Regions from separate parts of the Homo sapiens genome. Here region 1 is linked to region 2. A link is a loop called in an ENCODE intact Hi-C map of the cell type or tissue named here. Cell type or tissue: tibial artery. All regions are shown on one strand. Each heading gives the region's core, and the rest is flanking DNA. Links, peaks and the distances in the headings are about the cores only. Region 1 overlaps CDK6 (cyclin dependent kinase 6). Region 2 overlaps CDK6 (cyclin dependent kinase 6).

The links. Hi-C counts contacts between places; a loop is a spot of excess contacts. Peaks named below come from ENCODE experiments on the same cell type or tissue, not always from the same donor. Only the 100,000 strongest peaks of a DNase experiment are listed, where the experiment ranks them.
Region 1: it touches region 2 in a loop (4-fold over the local background); 6 of 110 quality-filtered maps call a loop at or near these places.

The regions. Positions count from the first base shown.
Region 1 is chr7:92,810,584-92,821,870 of GRCh38, forward strand. All of the region lies in intron 2 of CDK6 (cyclin dependent kinase 6), which reads right to left. Among named protein-coding and RNA genes, the nearest start is that of CDK6-AS1, 20 kb to the right of the region's middle. In tibial artery, for the core only: no CTCF peak of the experiment used is centred there; no DNase peak of the experiment used is centred there.
Region 2 is chr7:92,763,306-92,774,592 of GRCh38, forward strand. All of the region lies in intron 3 of CDK6 (cyclin dependent kinase 6), which reads right to left. Among named protein-coding and RNA genes, the nearest start is that of CDK6-AS1, 68 kb to the right of the region's middle. RefSeq lists enhancers at 807-1,434, 5,236-5,775. In tibial artery, for the core only: no CTCF peak of the experiment used is centred there; no DNase peak of the experiment used is centred there; H3K27ac peaks cover 3,052 bases.

The DNA.
Region 1 (11,287 bases), core at 4,230-9,229, 50 kb after region 2:
TTACATATTTTTTAAAAAACAAAACTTCAGTCTCAGGCTAGCTTCTATGCATTTTATTAGAAACATACAATAATTTTACTGGATTTGAATGTTTAAGTTGTCACCCAGGTTGGAAGTGACATAAGAAGATAAACAGTAATAGTAAGTAGATGGGCAGAATTCAATAGTAAAGGGCTATATAAATATACTTCAAAAAAAGCAATTATAGGCCGGGTGCAGTGGCTCACGCCTGTAATCCCAGCACTTTGGGAGGCTGAGGTGGGCGGATCACGAGGTCAAGAGATTGAGACCATCCTAGCCAACATGGCGAAACCCCATCTAAAAATACAACAATTAGCTGGGCATGGTGGTGCGTGCCTGTAGTCCCAGCTACTCAGGAGGGTGAGGCAGGAGAATTGCTTGAACCCAGGAGGCGGAGGTTGCAGTGAGCCGAGATCGCGCCCGGTGACAGAATGAGAACCCCCCCAGCGCCAAAGAAAAAAAAAGGCAATTATATAGGAGAAATATCAAAATAATACTTTATTGAGAGAAAGAAAATTTGAAGTAACATAAATAATCAGTACCCAGCATTTTCTCATAGAATTTCCACAGGTCTCCAGCATTGCTTTCTGCAGTATTTTACTCATTGGACATTCTTCAGCTATATAAATAAGCATTGTGAACGAGCCTGGGATTCAACTACAGTTATAATGTTGTATCTACTAGAAATCCTGAGTGCTCAAACCCCAATGTAGCAGGGTACTTTAGGCAAACATCGTTTTAGTCCCTTCACCATCCTTGTACACTGAGACACGTGGCTGAAAATATTTACGCCCTCCTTACCGTGTGTAAAAACAAAATGAAAAGATTCTTTCTTGGCCTTTGACTCTCAGAAGGAAGAACAAACTGGGGTGGCTTCGAGTGAACAGTCTTGAGATTAAATGTGGAAATAATTATAGCACTTGAAGATGGCAGAAGGTGGCATTCAAGATGACAGTGTAACTCCATCTAATAGCAACCATTTGTTGAACAGCTCCTATGTCCGTAGTACCTATGCCTTGCCCTTGCAACTACTACCTGATATAATGTCACACTTAACCAGAGAAAAAGTAGGCAGACTTGAGAGATTCCTAATGGACTTAATCATTTTGTCCAAGAGAATGAGAGATGCACATAATATTAGAATTTGAAGATTTTGTCAAGTTCTGCCACCAATCCTATTAACAAAACCACCCCCCTACAAAATATTCTGAAGGAGAGGAATAAGTAAGGCAACTAAGTACTTGACAAGTATCAAACACTTAAAAGGGCGAGGCGCAGCAGCTCATGTCTGTAATCCCAGCACTTTGGGAGGCTAAGGCTGGAGGATCATGAGGTCAGGAGTTCGAGATCAGCCTGACCAACACTGTGAAACCCTGTCTCTACTAAAAATACAAAAATTAGCTATGTGCCTGTAATCCCAGCTACTCAGGAGGCTGAGGCAGGAGAATCGCTTGAACTTGGGAGGTGGAGATTGCAATCAGCCAAGATGGTGCCATTGCACTCTGGCCTGAGCAACAGAGTGAGACTCCAACTCAAAAAAACAAAACAAAACAAAACAAAACACTTAAAAGGTACCTAACTTCAGAGACATCACTTAATATGTGTCCTAATTTTACAAATGAAGACATTGAAGCTTAGAGGTAGGAAGCATAATGGGGTTAAGACACATAGTCATGTGGCAGAACTGGAATGTGAACCCACATTTGACCTCCTCTCTTAGGTAATCAATAATATCCAATAATCAATAAGTAATAGTGTTTGTTATTTCTGAGGCCCATGTGTAGCTTCAGACTTTTAATTTAAATTTTCTCATTCAATTTTTTTTTTTTTTGAGACAGGGTCTTGCTCTGTCTCCCAGGTTGGGGTCAAGTGGTGTGATCATGGCTCACTGCAGCCTCAAACTCCTAGGCTCAAGCCTTGATCTTCCCACCTCAGCCTCCAGAGTAGCCGGGACCAGAGGTGAGTGCCACTATACCTGGCTAAATTTTAGGAAATATTTTTTGTAGAAATGAGGTCTCACTACGTTGCCCAGGCTGGTCTCAAATTCCTGGCCTCAAGCAATCCTCCCACCTCAGCCTCCCAAGGTGCTGGGATTACACACATGAGCCACTGTGCCTGGCCCACACTCAAACTTTTTAAGATGACAGCACAGTACCTTTCACAAGGATATCATATATTGAATTACTGAGCTGTGGTTCAAAAGTTTGTTCATGGTTTACCGTACAGACATTAACCACTGCTCAATCATTTCTAAAAACATATATAAAGTTGATGCCAATTCACAATCACCAGAATTTATTTTTAATTGTCATACTAATTTGGTGATCAGACCCTCTTCTATGTCAGAAACAAAGGGCATATATGTGAGTTGACTGCAGCCTTCTGACAAGGAGCAATTTTCTTCTAAGTAAGTTACAACTAAATTCCCAGCCTTGGTCTGTACACCCATGATCTAACAACTTTTTTTGCCTTTCTCAACAGTGGCCAAGAAAATATATGCAATTCATAGTAATTCATGATTTGGGATTTTATTTCTATGTAAAATGGGATAATTTTTAAGGACCCTGAAGTCCTTTAAATCACAAATCACTTTAGGGTAGCAGTCTATTCCTGCCAGAATTCGTTTACTGGAATTACAAAGTAAATAACCGTGAAAAGAAGATGGAGGTGAAAATCAAGGTTGTAGAGAATTTGAGAGGGAAACAGAAAGGGAATCATACTGCTTGCTTTTAAAAAAAAAATGCACCAAAGCTTTCTTCATTCAAGCAGTTGGTTTTGTTCCCTAACTGGTCCCCCACATATCTAAGTGCAATGAGTACATTCCCAACTCCTACTGCCAAGTTAAAATGAAAACGTTCTCAGTCTAGAAATGATTGAGGTGGTTTTCTTTAATCAAATTAGAGCAGCCAAATGTTCCTTTCAAAGGTAACTGTCTACTCTGCAGCTGTATGCAAACTACCACATCAAATGTGAGGGAAAAAATAGCGATAGAATTGTGTCCTTACAGTACAGAGCTAGCTGCAGAGATGGAGAAACAAAAGCATTTGTACAGTTAAGAATTACATTCACAGTGAGCTTCCAGAAATATGCTGACTTCACAAACTGTGAACAATGTATTGAAACTTCCAGTACATAATTAGCTATTTTGGGGAGGGGAGGAACATGGGGGGAAATGCCCCCTTAAAAACGGCTAAGCAGCAATAGATACCTTGAGTCATTTACCCTCCCAACCAAAGTTTCTCAATGAGAAACATTAAAAGACTGGCTGAGACTTCATAGGAAAAAAAAGTCTCATAGACCTTGCTTTTTCACTTCCTGTCTCCATCAAAAACACACCACAGTGAGTAAACTTGAGTATCCCGCAAGCTTCAATTAAGCTTGTAATGATTCATTTGCATGCAGAATTTATTCTTTTAAATAATCAGACATGGGAATTTCCTGCAAAGAATTAATTCATAGTGGGCTTATTTTTTCAGTTTGTTTCCCTTAAGAAAAATCAATTGGCTAACATTCCCAATATGATGTCAAATTAGCTTTTCTATGTTACAATTTATATCAGCTGTTGGTTTCAGGGATGGTATATCAACAGTATGAAAACCTAGAAGATGACAATGAATTTATATAGCCAGGTGCAATCAGCAACAGAAGAATGAAACAATGTTCTTTCTTCAATTATGGATCCTCTCCAGATGGTTATACTGTCCTCTAAATTAAGGAATGTGGAATAAATAGGGGAAAAGTATATCTCATGTGATCCCAATATTTCTCCAGAGCAGCTGTTCTTAAACTTTTTTGCTTCTGGTGAAATTAGCAGACAACTTCCTTGGTTCACATGCCCTTTGACATTACCCAAATTTAAGAACTGCTGCATAACAAAAACTTCCCGCAGGTAATAAGCAATTCTTGGGCTGCAGCCCTTCTGCTCCCAACCAGGAAAGCAAACTGAATTGCAAAAAAAAAAAAAAAAAAAAGACATTTTGATTATTCAAAAATTTATTTTAAGAAGTGTAATCAGACTTCCAGTTCAAAATGGTGGACCTATCACAAATATTTGCCTCCATTCTTTCTCAGTAAAAGAAATAAACCCATAATTACAAAAGGGCGTCCCACATACACAAAAAGGAGAGAATTTAGTAAATTTGCTGGGTGACTGAAAATAAACAGAAATAAGGTGATGGAAGAAGTCACCAAAGAGATAGTAGTCTCCAAAGTGAAGAACATATAATCAGGAGATGTATTAAGAAAATATCTTCTATTTTTAGGTATTTTGTACCCCTTCATTTCAAAATCATTATTTTTATTAAATATATAATAATATATCTGTATATGTACATAATTTTTATAATTCAGTGAATATCAGTGACATGCTCAAATATTTTTACTAGAAGGGAGGCCACTGCCCTAGAACAAGCCATGAGGGCACCGTGGAGGAAGCAGAAGCTGGACTACGAGTCAACAGGTGCAATGGAAAAAGGGAGGAAGAAGGGCAGCCATTTTCTTCCCACATTCAGGGGAGTCAACTAAATGTCTGTATATAGGGTAACTGCACCAGTTAGCATTCCTATTGCCATCCCTGTACCTAAGATCTTGGAGTAAACCATTTCTTATTGTGACATTTGAGAGTTTTTCCACATCCTGACAGCCATTTTTCCAGCCACCCAAAAGTAAAGCCTGTGAAGCATACTCCCATCCCAAGATTCCTATGCCAAACAAGTCTCCCAAAAATTTTACTCAGAAATGAGAGCCAGCAGGGAGGAAAAGATCCTATTTAATAGTCTTACTAGCTAACCAGTCTTTATAAAAACTAATGGACATACAAGGCAGTAAGGGAGCAAGAAGGTCCAGACTTCTTACCTGCCAGAAACAACTAGAAACTAGATAAACATATGAAACAACTGCTTTCAGATATTGGACTATAGGTAGTAGAGGACTGTGATCCCTGAGAGAGGGGAAGCAAATGAGGTGAGCCCTAGATTGCCCTAGCTTTCTGTTTGGAGGCAATTTCCAGACCACAGGTACAGGAAGGAGGAACCTCAGAGTTCTGTAAATTCTGTAGTCTTGCCCAGCTGGGTAGGCAGAGATCAGAGTTGAGAAGACAAGGAGGCCAAAGTGGCTAAAATTTGGAAGACACAATACTGAAGAAGAGCTCCAGAAATCTACATGGGGTCTATTGAGTCCCTGGCTGAATATTAAGCTACACATGTGGAACTGCATGAAGTCAAGAAAGGTCAGCTTCTGAGAAAAGATCACCAAGGAGTTGTAAGATGAATGATTCCAGAGCTCACAGAGGGCAGAAAATGTTTCAAACTCCTTACCAGCCAAAGAAGAGAGACTACAAAAGAGTAATGTCTTAGTAGGGCTAAACTAGCCTGGAAGCAAAGCCTACATACACTAGATCCTCTCCCCAACAACAAAAGAGACAAACTAAAAATAAGCCTTGGAAGTATAAAACTGAACCACACATAACTTTACTGCCTGCCAGAACAAAATCCAATTCTCTTTAAAGGAGTAGAACAAAATCCAGCAGTTGACAATGTCATAGTCACAATGTTTGGCATCCAATAACACATTATTAGACATGCAGCCATACAGAACATGACCCATAAGCAGGAGAAAAATCAGTCAATAGAAATAGACTCAGAAATGACAGAACTTATGGAATAGCAGACAAAGAAATTAAATAAACTATTATAAACACTACAAAAATGCCCAAGGCCTTAAAGGAAAACATGGACACAGTGAGGAGAAAATTGGAAATATATAAATAAAAAATCAAATGGAACAAGTACCAAGATAAGCTATATGTTGGACCAAAGCAAGTGTTACTATCTTTAAAAAGTATTAGAATCATACAGAATTGTTCTCTGATCACAACAGAATTAGACAGAAAGAAATTAGAAAAATCCCTTACATGTTTGGAAATTTAAGAATCCATGGATTAAAGAATATATAACTAAAAATGGCTTAAAATAACCCAAATTGAATGAAAATTAAGCCACAACATATTCAAATTTGTGGGAAGATGCATATATTTGAAGATCCAAGCTTCTATTTTAAGAAGCTAAAACTAAGAACAAATTAAACCCAATGTAAGTAGGAAAAGAAGATAAAAACAAAATAAGTATCAAGAGACCACAGACAAACAGAAGTGAAAATTAATGAAACAAAAAACTGGATTATCATCAATAAAACTGACAAAACTCTATCTGTATGTCAAGATAAAAAGAGGAAAATGCAAATTACCAATATCAGGAATAAAAGAGTGGACATCACTACATATTCTACAGACATTAAAAAAGATAAGGAGTTAAAGAATCTATACCAATAAACTACCACCCCCCCAAAAAAACCCTAGGATAGACAAATCCCTTGAAAAATACAAAATTATAAAAGGTGATCTAACCTATAAGGTCTCATATCTATTAAGAAAATATAATTTGTAGTTAATAACCTACTCAAAAATAAATGCTAGGCCCAGATGACTTCATTAGTAAATTCTGTTAAATGTTTAAGAAAGAAAGAATGCCAATCCTACACAAAATCTTTCAGAAAATAGAAGAGGAAGAAACACTTCTCAACTCGTTTTATGAAGCCAGCATTACCTCAGAACAAAAATCAGAGTTATTATAAAAAAAATTATAGGCCAATATCATTCATGAATATTCTTAACAAAATTTTAGCAATATATAAAAAGGCTACATCATGACCAAGTAGGGTTTATCCCAGGAATGTGAGCTTGGTTTAACTTTCAAAATTCAATCAGTATAATTCACAGCACAATAACAGAGTTTTTAAAAAAATAATCAATTCAATTCTTCAGAAAAAACACTGACAAAATTCAGTACCCAATCATGAAAAACTCTCTAAGCAAACTAGGAATATAAGGGAACTTCATCAATCTGATAAAGGACACCTAGGAAAACTTACAGCTAACATCATACTTTAGGGCAAAAGTCTGAATAGTTTTCTCCTTATTATTGGGAACAAGCCAAAAACATCTGCTCTCACCACTTTTATTTGACATTTTTCTAGAGGTTCTAGCCAGGGCAAAAAAAGAAAGGAAAAGAAATAAAAGACATATATATATATAGGGGGGAAAGTACAACTGTCTATTCTCAGATGATGTGTCTGTGTATGTAAAAAAACTAAAATTTACAAAGAAGCTACCAGACTAATAAGGGAGTTTTTCAGATCACAAGACACAAGGTCACTATACAAAAAAGACTATAGCTCTCAATGACAAACACTTAAAAAGAAAAAACAATGCCTTTTACAATAACATCCAAAAACATTAAATGCAAAGAGATAAATTTAATAAAATGCAAGCAAGGGCATTACACTAAAAGCTACAAAACTCTGATGAGAGAAATTAAAGACCTAAATAAATGAAGAGATACACCATGTTCGTGATCAGAAGTCAGTGTCAATATCTATGCCTTCGCCCTAATTAATAGAGATTAAATGCTATCCCAATAGGAGAATTTTTGTGTTAACTAACAAGCTGACTCTAAAATTTATATGAAAATACAAAAGAAGAGCAACAACAATTTTGAAAAACAAGAACAAAGCTGGAAAATGTATACTACCTGATTAAGACCTATACATTATAGTAATCAAAGTATGACATTGGCAAAAGGATAGATATATAGATCAATGCAAAAGAACAAAGAGTCTAAAAACAGGCCCAAATGTATATGCTCAACTAATGTTTAGCAAAGCTGCCAAGGTAATTCAAAATGAAGAAAGCAAAGTATTTTCAATAAATGGTGCGGAAATAGCTGGATATCCATACAGGAAAAATGAACCTGAACTCTTAGCTCAAGCCAAACACAAAGACTTGACTTGAATGCATCACAAATCTAAAATAAAAGCAAAAACTATAAAATTCTAGAAGAAAACATAGGAAAAATCCTATATGCCCTGGAGGTAAACAAATATTTATTAGATAGGATACAAAAAAGCATAAGCTATCAAAGAAAAAAAAAGATGAATTGGACTTAGGTTAAATTAAAATATTCTGTTTGACATAAAGCATTAAGGAAATGAAAAGGTAAGCCAAAGACCTGAAGAAAATATTTGTAATCCATGTAGCTGACAAAAGACTGCTCAAGAACTCTTACAATACAATAAGATAACTCAATTTTAAAAAACGGTCAATTTGAACAGAAACTTCCCAACAGAAGGTATCAGAATGGTCAATAGCCAAATGAAAAGATATTCAACAACATTAGTCATCAAGTAAATGCAAATTAAAATCACAATGTGTTATTAGTTCACACTCACTATAGAATGACTAAAAATAAAAAGATTGACAGTCCCAAGTGTTCAGGAGGGTGCAAATCAAATGGAACCTTTATACACTAGCACTGGAAATGGAACAACCAGTTTGGAGAAGTTTGACAATTTCTTAAAAATTAAATACACAATTGCCATACCAGTCAGCAATCTACCTGTAGGTATTTACCATACAAATGAAGCATATGTCATATCAATACAAAGACCTGTACACAAATATTCACAACAGCCTTATTTATAACAGCCCTAAACTGGAAACAACAGAAATGATCATCAGCAGGTGAATGAATAAACAAATTGTGGTAAATCCATATAATGGAAAATGAACTACTCAAACAGTCAACAACATAAATGAATCTCAAAAACACTATCAATGAAAGCCAGATATAATAGAACATAATACTCTTTGATACTGTGTATATGAAACTCTAGAAAGGACAAATCTATAATGACAGAAAGAAGATTAGGTTGGCAGGGGTCCTGGTAGAGGGAGGAGATTCACTGCAAAGGGCCCTGTGGGATAATGCGAGTATTTTAGATATTGATTGTGGTGGTGGTTAGTAGGTGAATAAATTTGTCGAAACTCATAAAAAGCACACACTTAAAATGGGTGTATTTTACTGTATAAAAATTATACCTTTAGCTCGTTTTGACTTTAAAAAAGCCAAAGGATATTCAAAGATCACCAGGCATTTAAAAAATTCAGCCACAGGAAAAACAAAAAAGTTAACCAAAAAAACTAAACACTGACAGAAACAGAGATAATGTGGAGGACTTTAAAAAAATTCACAGTAATTCAAAGAAATATTACAGAAAACCAGAGGAGGATGCTTTAAAAACCAACAAGTGGAGAACAAAAAATGATGTTTTGAAGTTAAAAATATTAATTACTGAGAGTAAATTCAGTAGACATTTGGAAAATAATATAGAAGTTTCTTTAGAATACAAAGCAAAAACCAGAGAAAAGAGATGAATTAGAAAAAAGATTAAAAGAAGAGACACAGAGATCCCAACTGCAAGATCAAATATCTGACTAACAGAAGAACCTTGTAAAGAGAATAGAACAAATGATGAAGAAGCAGCCATTAAAAAAAATAAAACGAAGCAAATCTGCACTTAGAAAGATTCCACAGAATGCCCAGCAAATTAAATGGTGGCGGGAAACCCACCATATGTAGACACATAGTATTTCTGGAGAACACAGATTGTGATAAAGGCAAACATGGCAAGAAAAAATAAAAAGGCAATTAGAAACTCCAGGAAAAACAAAATGATACAAGAAAGTCATGGCCTGAATAAAAAGTACACGAAAATAGGGCATATTTTAAACAAGTGATGCAGAATAAGGAAAGAGAATCCAGATGTCTGTTTTTACAAAAGAAGGACTCCATCAGCTTCATAGGGTTATAATGTTGAACCTGGAGAGAAGGAAACATAAGGGCTGAATATTTGGCCTAGCACTGAACTCTCTCTATATAGTCAGAAGAATGTAAGCACTGTTTACCAGTGTTCAACTTGCAAGGGTCAACCTTTAGAAAAGCAGGGAAGCCTCTGTTGCAGTACGGAACAGAATGCAAATAAACAATTTTAGCAAAGTAGCTGATAGAAATTGTGATGTTAAAGGGAGAACATAAGTGGAAGAAAGGTTACGGGGATAAAATATTCTCCTCTTACTAAATGGAGAATCAAGAGATACTGCCCAAAGTGAAAGTATGAAAAATTGAAGTTTAGGGATATTATTTAAAATTATTATATGAAATAAAAATATCCCTATCTCACAGAAAGCGAAGGAAATACACAGTAATATTAACAAGGTAAGTCCTCATTTTTCAGAGTAGAAAGTCAATAGATATTACTGAAGTTTAAATATCAAGAACTAGAGCAACAGCATATTATCTAAATTTATGGAGACCATAAACAGAAGCACCAAAAACAGACAGTGAAAAGAAGCTGTATCTGAGTACTGGGAATAGGAATAGCTGTATCTGAGAACTGGGGCAGGAGCTTTGCCTTTTTATCATAAGCCCTTTCATACTATTTAGTATTAGTATTAATGTCATGATTACAAAAAAGCTGGGGGTGGGGGGGTGGAAATTCTTTAACATTCCTTCCATTAAGAGGTGGTGTATGTCTCTACCTCTTGAATCTCTGGGGCTTTGAACTCAAATATAAACAACAAAACGTGGCATAATTAACACTGCTTGTTCTCAGGGACACCAACTTTTAAAGCCATGAGCCAACATGTACATTCAACTATTCTGAAGCTTTGATGCTGAAAGGGAAGCCCAGGCCACCTGGTGTAGGTCAGTGTAGGTGCTCTGCTCAAAAACCTGAGTTCAGATCCCAGCCTTCGCCAACCAACTTGCATGAACCACCAGGCTTGAAAGTGAAGACGCCTAGAATAATCAAACTACCAGTTTTTGAGTAATTTCCAGCTAATGTCCCAGACATCTTGGAACAGAGATATGCCATTCTCACTGTGCTCTGTCTGAATTCCCCACCTGCTAAATTCATGAATATAAGATAATGGTTGTTTTAAGCCCCTACATGTTGGAGTAATTTACTACAAGCAATATTAACCAGAAAAATTGCTTTAATAGAAAAATGTAATTATTTTAAACAAAAAACTGCAAATAACTCTCCTCACCTGCAAACTTTGGTACTCTACTTTATTAACAACTTCCTTGAAACATATCTGACAACTGACTGGGAACACCACAATTTTTTTTCTTTTCTATTCTATTACTCACTCCCTCTCTTCATTCCTTCTTTCCCTTTCTTTTCCTTAATTCTTTCATTACTATATATATTGTATAAATTATGTTATATATATAATTAGTTTATTGCTATGTAATAATATATTAGTATTATCAGTGATGTCACAACCCATTACGTGATCACAATCAGCTGTTCTAAGCAGAGGAGGAAGGTGCTTGGAATGGTAGCCCCAAACAGAAGTAATGGGACAAGG
Region 2 (11,287 bases), core at 1,992-6,991:
TAGTTTTGGTTCCTTACCAATAAAACAGGAGTAGGAATTCTGACCCATTACACTTGCAAGTCTGGTAATGGTTTACTAATTTAAGACCCTAGAGAACTGTTAAATCATTAGTGTATATGAAACAAATAGCAACTTTCAAAGGTCAAATCATGAATGAGTGATGAACACTTTTTTAAAGGAAAGATTTTTGTGTGGCTTAAAAATTTTTAGTTGGAATTCTCCTATTCCTAAGCATCTCTTTAATTTATATCTCCTATTAATGAGTAAGTATTTTTCAATAGAACATTTTAAGGAATAAAACTTCAGTGCCTTTAAACAAATTTCCTACATATCAATGACGTTAGTAAAGCACCACACCTGACTTCACCTGGGCTTAGATTGCCTAAACCTACTGATTGGCTGGGGTTACCAATGCACAGGCAAGCAAATATTCCAGATGTCTGAGTCATCTCAGAATGTAAGGGAGATGTTTTCCATTTCCCACTTGTGTCATATGACATACTGCGGGGGTTGGGAGTATGTCTTAAGCTGCAGTGTCTGGTGTCACCAGAGGGTACTTATTAGAAACTCCCTCCTGAGACTATGTTTGACAATGAGGAATCAGTTAGGGCAGGATTGTCATTTTAAGTGAGCACCCCAGGTGGTTGATTCACTGACCACACTTGGAGAAACAAAGCATAGTGTTTACAAAGCCTTTATCAACCCTTTATTAGATAGTTACTCATTTTTGCAAAATCTGTTGGGTTTAAAAAAAAAACCTGTTGGGTTTAGTCCATTTTCCAGGCATCCTAATTAATCTAACCATTACATGGTAGTAGCCAAGGTTTATTTGTCTTTTTTTTTTTTTTTGAGGCAAGGTCTTGTGCTCTGTCACCCAGGCTGCTGTGCAGGGGTGTGATCATGGTTCGCTGCAACCTGAATCTCCCAGGCCCAAGCAATCCTCCCACCTCAGTCTCCTGAGCAGCTGGGACTATAGGTATGCACCACAACACCTGGCTAATTTTTGTATTTTTTGTCAAGACAGGGTTTCTCCATGTTTTGCCATATTGTTGAATTCCTGGGCTCAAGTGATGCGTCCTCCTTGGTCTCCTAGAGTGTTGGGATAACAGGTGTGCACCACTGCGCCCAGCCCACTTTGTCATTTCTGACATTCAAGGAATTCTCTTTTACTCCCTAAACTCCAAGTGTCACAGTGCCCAGATGCTAAGTCCTTAATTAAATATATGAATCCATATTCAGGCCAACCTCTCCTCCTCACTTGATTTACCGTAAGAATCAATCTTTCAGGACAATTTTGCTTCTAGAGGGTGATGATGAGGAAGAGGAAGAACAGAATGACAGTAACTACAACATTATTCTACATACTGAAGACACCAGATTCTCATAACTGGCACTATGGGGTTTGCAAGGCTTCATTATACAACTTTTTGTGAAACCACATATTCATTCAACAATTACTTACTAGAACCAGTAATTACTTACTTAACTGCAATGAAACGATTGTTTAATTTTTTCCACCTTGCTTAGGAATGAGGAATAAGATACTATCTCAGATAACTGATGGATACCTACTTTGTATGCCTTTCACTGATTTAAAATTTTGTAATGACAATATTGCAAATTGTTGGCAATTGCTCTAGTAGAATGGTCCTTTTTTTCAACTTAATATATATGGGCATCTGAAATTTCTGGGTAAGAATGATAAAATCCAAATGAATAAATATAGTATAGTACTTCAAAGATTTAAAAAAATAACTTATTCCTTTGAAGCTTCTAGTTCTCGTGATGGGAATGGGGAAGACAGCATACAATTGGGATATAGGGAAAGTAATTTTAAAATGAAAAACATGTATCACTACAAAATTATTTTTTAGATATATACTCCTGAGATACGAGAATAGGGTCTAAAATTCATGACATCCATCCGTCTCTTCACTGAGCTTAGTTCTCCATCCTTGGTATAAAACATATTTAAGCGTCCCACCCCGGGGAAGAACAATTTCTGGAATTCAGTTAGTATTTTTGGAATTAGTACTATTTTAAGGAGAATATATCTTATAGTTTTGGTAGGATCAGTTATTGGTTTTAGACTATTTCTAAACCAAGCTATATTCTTAGCTACAACACAGATAATCCCAGAATCCCGGCCCACCACAGAGAACTGAATGCGCAAGTGCAAAGTGAATGTGCCAAGATACAACATACCTTCAGCTTATTTTTCTGTAATATAAATATTTAAAAATTTTATCCTTGAAAAAGTACCATTTCCTGGCTTGTACAATGGTGGTATTGATGCATACATTTCTGAGTTAATTAGAAGATAAACACCTAGTACAGTTACAAACACATGTTTACTGAGGATCCCCTATGTTCCAGGCAGTATGCTGGCCCTGGAGCTAGTGCAATGGACTAGAGTCTTGACTTAAAGTCTCATCTAGTTGGGAAAGATTAAAAAACAAACATAAAAAATAAATGAGATAATTTCAGCTAAGTGCTATGAAGAAGAAGATAAAATAGGATAATGTGGTGTAATGTGATAAACTATAACTAGATGTGGAGTTGTAGCTGAGAGGGTCAGAGAAGGAATGATGAAGACATGACATGAGCTAGAGGGTGTGGAGCATTCCAAACAGATGAAAAATCAGCACGGACAAATGCCGAGCTAGAAGCAAGCTGGAGGAACAGAAAGAAGGCCACTGTGGCTGGAGAACCGTGGGCCCAAGGAAGAGTGGAGGCAGATCAGAAAGGCAGGGGGTGGGGAGCACTAGATCATGTAGGACTTCTGATTTTATTCTACAGGTCATGAGAAACCACTGGAGCTAAGTTTTCAGTAGGGAAGTTAGATAATTTTATTTCTGCTTTAATAAGGTCCCTCTGGTTGTTATACAGAGGATGGTCCATAAAGGGGCAGGAGCAGAAGTGGTGTGTTGAGTTAGGAAGCTGGTTGATGGGTTAAACTAGAACTATAGCAATGAAGATATTGAGAAGTAGTCAGATTGGGGATATCTTTTGGGGATAACACCAAAAGCACTTACTGATGGATTGGATGAAGACTGTGAAGGAAAGCAAAAAATCAAGAATTATGCCTAAACTTGGGGCTCAAACAACTGGCAGATAGGGAAGGCTTGAGTTTGGCAGAGGATTCTCGGTCAATGTTTTACATGGTTAGCTGACTATCTGTACCAAGAGCATGTGGGAGACGTCAGGCTGGAGAATAGGTATTTGAAGATTCTGGACTAAATGACATCACTTGATTAGAAAGTGTAGCCAAGGAAAAGAAGAAGGCTGACAGTGAAGCCTTGGATGTTCCCATGTTTAGAGGAAGAAGAGCCAAAAAAAGAGACTGCAACCAAGGAGTTTAGCACAGGCTAAATTTAGATGAGAAATAGCCTTCCTTCTACGCAGAAGAGCACTCTGCTATCTGTTGCCATGGTGATATAAACGGGTATATACTACCTGCAAGTTTTAATGGACTTTGTAAACAGATTCAATGCCTAGGGTGAGGAAGCATTTTCTAAAGAGATTCTAACTTATCTGTTATTAGCTGAATCTAAGTGTCATTTGCCTATTTAGTGAGTCATTATTTATTTAGTGAGTCAGTCTTACAGTACCTTTAGAAAGAAACTAGCTTTTCTTAAACCCATATTTCCTATCCCCCTACCACCACTATCAACCCCCTGTACCCCACCAAAGGTTCCCTTGGCTCTGCATAGCTCTGCCCCAGCTTCCTTTTAGTCCCTGGCTTTAGGCTGTCTCCAACCTAAGTCCCAAGATTCTTTCATTTTTAGTTCTGCTGCTCTTTTACATTAATGTAGCTTTTTATAGGATTGGAGATTTTAAAAAACCTACTAAATAGCTGTTATATTTTTTGTTAGGATACATACACATGCATAATTCTGTCCTCTTTCTCTTCTGATATTTTCAGCTACTATAAGGGTTAGGAATTTGCAAAAGGATTTATTTCTGAGAGTCTTCAGAATCTAGACTGCATAAAAATGTTCTCCTTTAAGAAGTTGCTTGAGTTACTGAGTTTTCCCTTGGAATGAAAGATACTTGAAAGCACAATATGTATGTTCCTGATTGGAGCAGAGGGAAACAAATGGAAATTATTAGTAAGATTACACTGAAATCTTACTAATTAGAAAGGTTACACTGAAGATTTTATTTCTCTCTACACTTTAGATCTGGGCTTCTGACTTTAGTAGTATAAACTCCCACAGTTGTTAGAGCTCACTCACTCTACATTTCCCCCTGAATTTGGAATATACTCAGTATTGACTCACTATTCTTCCATCCTTCAAATCATCTCTCCTATTCCACTCAGTGGTCAGCTGCTGGCACTGCTTTGATTTATCCCCCTGTCTACTCTCAGGCTGGCTGCTTAATTTTTGCTTAGCAGTATAGTCTTTAAAAAAAAACCCCAAATTTCAAAACTCTCAGTATGTGTGGGGGCAGAGGGGTGCAGAGTGGGGAGGGGCAGTAAAGTTGTGGTTTCTGTGGAGAAAATATTTCTTTGGAGTCAAAAGACTATATTAAAAGCTCGTCTTCCACAGAATATAGGTCACATTCCTGGTAAAAGTTTGGATGCCTGTTTTTTAAAAAAAACAGAATGTCTCTAAACACCATAGTTAATATACTATAAGTGATATACTTTGAATAAGGCATAATAAGGGTCTACAATGTGCATAAATCAACTAGGTAAAACATTATAATAACCAATACTGTAAAAAGCTACATTAATGGAGAAGGGCAGAAGAACTAAAAATGAAAGAATCTTGGGACTCAGGTTGGAGAGAGCCTAAGGCCAGGGTAAGCTGGGGCAGAGTTCTGGAGAGACAAGGGATGCTGAAGGTGGGAGGCTGATAGCGGTGGTGGGAGTTTGTAGAGGGGTAAACAGTGAAAACAAAGGATATAGAAAACACAGGGTCTTGAGTGCCAAAAAGAAAATAAACTGGGAAACCACGTTCGCAAGTTAAAAGCCTTGAAAGATCTACTATACTGTGAGGAGTGAACTATTTTAAGTCAAATTGCTGTAGGTTAAGGCCCATCTTACAGTAAAAGATGGCATCACTGATCTATGAGGTCTTTTAAACCAGAACTATGTTATTCCAACATTCGACTTTGCTTCTTTAAAGAGACTTTATTGAACAGTCCTCTCAGGTGTCTTTCACAAATGTACTTTCTTTTTAAAATTATTTCCTGTTACTATGAAAAGTAGTTTGCATCAAATACCAGGAGAGATGTGTGTGTGTTTTTAAAAACATGGTCTATTCAATTAGTGCAGCTATGATATTAGATTGAAAAAAATTTCCTTCCAAGATCTTTATCATTATGGTAGAGTATTTGTTCTTTGAATTTCTTGCCTTGTTTTTGGGATCACCTTATTATGCAACATCTGCTCTGAATTTCAAATGTGATAAACAGAGTATGAGTGTCGGTGGCAGATGGCTAATGACCAGCAGCGACAGGGCATTCAAGCCTGCCTTGTTTTCTGGGAAGCGATATTTTCATGTTAATTTGCTCTGTGTCCTGCAAAGATGAGACAAATCACCTGCTCGTAATTCAGGCAAAATGGAGACCACCAGGAGCTGAGAGGGGCCATGGCTTGATTCCTTTAGGAGTGAGAAGAGAAGAAGATCTGAGAGGCTTTCCTCATCTGCAGTACAGGGACCAGTCAGTCACTTTGCATTATGTCAAACTGAGAAAGATGAATCAGCCCTGGGCATCCCATACTGACATCAGAGCCACTGTTTACTGCAAGCAGATATTATTCATGAAAACAGACATTTCCCAGAGGCAAAAAACAGGTGCTATTAACAGTGTGTGTCAGTTTCTGAAGTCTGGGTTTTGTAAAATAAACCTAATAGTGTGTTTTATCTCTTACTAAAAATATTACAACCAATAGAAAACTCTAAGAAACATTCAATTGAAGATAAAATGAAATCTAATTCACAGAGAAAACGACCCACACAGACATGAACCTGGAGCTTTTCTGGCCCTCTCAAGCTCTATAGAATTCATTTATCATAAAGATACATAAATAAAAAAAATTTTATTCCAAGATTGAATCATCAAAAGAGGCCATATGGTCTTGAGCTCAAAGAACCCTGTCCTATTTTAGAGGCTGCTGTTCTTTTGTGTGACCTTTCAGTGCCTCAAACTTGTGAAACTATATTGACAATTGCATCAAACATTTTTTTTTATCAAACATGTTTCATGCACAGAATGTCCACAGAATAATTTTAGGTTTTCAAAGAGTTTATAAAATAGTTGAGAAGCCAGGTCATATCCTAGGAAAGATTAATGTATTATACAGACAAGACTAAATACCAAATGAATGATTTAGTAAAAGAGGGCATTACATTTGGAAAAGCCTGTACAGGAGAATATTTTACATAAGAGTCTCTCTCCATCTGTATCTTGCAGTGTACAGTTCTTATTCTGGGTGGCAGTTACAAATTACTAAGAAAAATGGTGAGCAAATTTCTTTACAGTTCTTTCTGACCCTCTCTCATAGGATGGCAGATGAAAGCATGAAAGAGAAAAATAAAAATCTGAGAGCTGTTTTTTTTTCTCATAAAGCTCCATAAATGGAAGGTGCTATATAAGCATAGATACTCTGAATTTATCACGTACTCTAAAAGAAAAAATAACACAATCATTAAGGTGTCAATTATTGCCTCATAAATCTCAGCATGGAAACCCAGGAAGGCAATATTAAATCTCAAATGAGCCAATAAAAATTTAATAAAGATGGCACTGAACTCCTCCACAAGTAAACAGACCCAAAGATAATATCCTGAATTAGAAAGAGGAAAGCCAGATATGTCAACAATAAGTCTATGAGGGAAAATTAGAATATCTGTTGACTTCACAGGACAGCAGCCAACAGGCTGCTTTATGCAAATGTCATTGTCAACCAAGAATGGATGCACCTAAAGGACATCAAGAAAAGAGGTTAAATAATGTGATGAAAACCCCAAGATGAAGTATGAATGTGATTTCTATGTATGCTTTTTTTTTTTTTTTTTTTTTTTAGAATAAGGTATATTTAATGATGTTGGAAAGAATCACCTATGATTTTATTTTATTCTCATGAACTTCTCAATGAAAATTTTCAGTTCAGGCCTATACTCTTAATGTACTTTATTAAAGTCCCACATGAGCACCGTGCAATAATTAGAGTTTCCCCAATAAGTTTACCCAACTATCAACCTTTATTAGTACTTATGGCTTATGGTGTGGTTTAATGTCTTTTTTATTTTTCGAAAACAAATGGCACTTAAGTGCACTTCAAAAACTGTTAGGTGATATAAGTAAGCTAGAAAAGTAAGATCATCATGGGCTCTTTTCTAACAAACGTGTTGATGAAATGATAAGCAAAATGATGTTACCCCTATGATATCTAGTAAGACACCATGGAGCATCCTAGTTTTATCCAAGTACTGCCCAACTAATGCAATTTATGTCCTGAATGTGCATTAGAATATCCTGAGTTTCAGTGGCCTGTTAACTGGTAAACAGTGCCACAGAAAACACAACACTGGGTAGAGGAAAGTGGGTAGAGGAAAATCCCCTGAGCTTAAATGATCTTAGATGAGGTCTTGTTTTGATTTTCTATTTTATATATATTTCATGTTAAAATATCTGGCCAGGCATGGTAGCTCATGCCTGTAATCCCAGCACTTTGGGAGGCCAAGAGGTGGGCGGATCTCGAGGTCAGTAGTTCGAGACCAGCCTGACTAACATGGTGAAACCCAGTCTCTACTAAAAATACAAAATTAGCCATGCGTGGTGGCCCGTGCCTGTAATCCCAGCTACTCAGGAGGCTGAGGCAGGAGAATCGCTTGAACCTGGGAGGTGGAGGTTGCAGTGAGTTGAGATCGCGCCACTGCACTCCAGCCTGGTGACTCCGTCTCAAAAAAAAAAAATAAATAAAATAAATAAATAAAAATAAAGTATCTTAGATATGTGACTCCGTCTCAAAAAAAAAAAAATAAATAAAAATAAAATATCTTAGACACGTGACTCCGTCTCAAAAAAAAATAAAAATATCTTAGATATGTATAATTATTTAACAACATGATACGTTTTAATCTATGCAAGACAATGTCAATATTAATACCTATGATTTGGATCCTTTGAAAAGTAATTTAAATTTAAGTATTTTAAAAAATAGTTTGGCACAATATAGACTGTGCTTACTTATACATAAGTAGTCTGTTCTTGACTTGAAAATACCCCTAAACTACTTAAATAACCATACAGAATGTGTACCACAGGCTTGTGTTTGCATTTTATCTCTTCTCTTATACTCTAAAGGTCCTTCAGAGCAGGTCCTCTCTTTCTCATGCCTAATTCAATTTTGTGTCCCTGAACTGCCTAGCACAGAACCCTCCCTGCACAGAGTGAATATTCAATAAATATCTGTACGAGTATAGTCAGAGAAGCTCTTATTCCAACAGAGCATTCTATATAAAGAATCAATTTCTGTGTTCCCAATAGGTTGTTCAGAATAACAATATTTGCTTGATCTAGTTATTAAGGCTTCCCATAAATGAGCCTATATAACAACAAAATATTTCTGTTCTCTGGCTGTGTGCTTTAAAATTTCAATTAACCAGAATTCAGATTCTCCTACTTAGCAGCTGTTTATTCTGCATTCCAATTCTTAAAAACAAGTCAATCACAGAAACAAAAGATACGAGTGTTGATTAAAAATAATTTTGTATCAGTTATATATTCAGCCTAAAACTATCCATTTGATGGTTTTATTATGCTTTTAAATGATTATTCAAGTTTTCAACAATGACCTTAAAGCATCACAAACACTCAAATTATTTTTTAAAAAACCTTATATTTAATAAGGAAGGAAAGTAGGTTAGTATAGTTCAGAATTTTTTTTTTAAATTAAGAATGAAGATAAAAGAGTCTTCTAATTAGCTTTTAAGTTAGCAAAAAATGTTTGATTAACCACTAACATGTAAGTTAACTGCCTGAAATATTTCATTTGACTATGGTTTATTTTACTATGAAAACATCAATACAACATTAGCCACAAACCTTCAATAACTAGAGCCCCTTGCCCCCAACTCCACCTCGTATCTGACAATTTGGATCAAGGGGTGCTGATCCTAATGGCTGAAGAAATTTAACAGCCTCCAGGACAATCCCTGTTCAACACGGAATGAAGTGACATTCCCTTTCCTGGAGATAGACAAAAAGCTCAAAAAAAAAAAAAAATTAACTTTTAATGTCACCTTGTTCAAGAGCTTCTGGCAACAATCACCCCCTTCTAGCAAGCCTCCAGCTCCATCCTGGCTCAGCCACTGCCCCCTGTCTTCTCCTCCCCTTTCTTACTTTGGTGACCACCCTTCTGCCTGTTCCTTTTCCTATCCTGCTTGCCCCTCCACCCTCACCCTTGAGATTCCCCCCATTCCAATTCATTTCTACTCCTGCCTGATCAAACCTGAGTCTAGTAAACCACTCTGGCTTATCAACATTTTAACTGCACAGATGCCTTTGCAAATGATTCCACTCAGTAGCCTCCAATATACTAGGATAATTTAATATAATGCTCAAAAGATCTATGTAGGTGGTAATGTAAGATATAAAATATATGGTTGCCTCATCTGTCTGTTTTTTTAAAAAAAAGATACTCCCCAAATAACTTTGAACTTAGAAATGTATCAGAAAATGTCAATGATTTTTTGATAGTCTATGTTTAAAGCCTTTGAAAGTCATTTTAAAAATAATTTTGAAAATACTTACATCTAAAGAAAGCTTGACAATGTGTCTTATTTACTTTGTACCTATGTGTATAAATCATTGTGTAAGACACTGTCAGGACATGAGGATGACTGAATACATGAGATATGTACATTAAAAAATCCCAATTAAAGGCAGAAAACAAGATAAAGAGGTAGAGATATGCAGAACAAGTGTTATAAGGCATGTGAGATTACATCTAGCTATAAGAGTTGATCAAATGGCTTTTGAGACGGCACTTGAAAAATTTAGGTAGATAGCCTGGTGAGAAGGAGCAAAAGAAATGGCATGAGAAGGAAGGCCACCAAGGTGGAAAATCACAGATCATACCAAGAGAATGATGAGCAGTCCAATTTGCCTAGAAAACTGTATAAGAAAAAGGACTATGCCCTGCTCTGCATGCTGAACACAGGGTTTCTGACAAACTCATAAAGGAGAGAACTAAAGCTTCAGGGGTGGAATAGAATGCCAGAGGAAAGAGGGGTGCACAGACAGAAGATGGCCAAGAACAGGTAACTATCAGGCATACCTACATTTGGAGGGCCTTAATGTCCTTGAAACTGCTCAGGAAGAAATGGGACTATTGTTAAGCACCAGATTCTTTAATGAGAGCCAGATGGGAAAAAATACAATATTAATCTAAAACAAAAGGAATAAATCATTCAGTATGTCAAATTCTAAATGTATCAGTCAGTATCTGAGAACGTCATTTAGCTATCACTAAAGACATTTCTTAGTCTGTTGAGAAGATAAACTATTTTTAGCTATTAACTTCTATCTAGAATGATGGTGAATTCTATAACTCATTTCTAAACAACGAATGATAAGGCAGGAGTCTGTTTAAGCTACCTAATTCACACAGACAAAAAGGTTTTCATGAAGACCCGCACATGATGTGTATAAATCTAAAAGATCTACGGGGAAGTTCAGTTAAGCAGAATGCAAATAACAACAAAACTTTATCAGCAGCATTTTCCATTAGACTTAAAGGTAGGAAGAACTTCCAGTCAATATACTGCATCTAGTTTACTGACCTCTAAGGATAGAAAGCATGTCTCAATCATCTTTGAATCCCAGGAGTTTGGCATAGTATCTGGTTACTTAGGCTTCCCTATAAACGTTTTATGAATAAGAAAAATGAAGAAAGAAGGAGGGCCTAACAAGTAATATTTCAGATTCACATAGCATAGGTTGTCCCGGAGTTATTATACAATCATAATATACAATGTGCTCATGAATAATGTTCAAATTATGTCTCTCATAGACAATAAACCATCAGAAGAAGACTGAGCTATACTTACTAAACTATGTTTCCTAAGGTCTAAGACAATCTACAACTAAGTATTTTTAAATAATTTTAATATGCATTAGAACTAAAGGTTTTTTTTTCCACTTAGTTCTAAAATTAATGAACTAGAATACATATGTCTGTACTTTGAACATCTCACTTAGTTGATGAACTGGAATATATCCCAATCTTTGAACATTTTCTTTGATTTTTTTAACTATATACCGAATT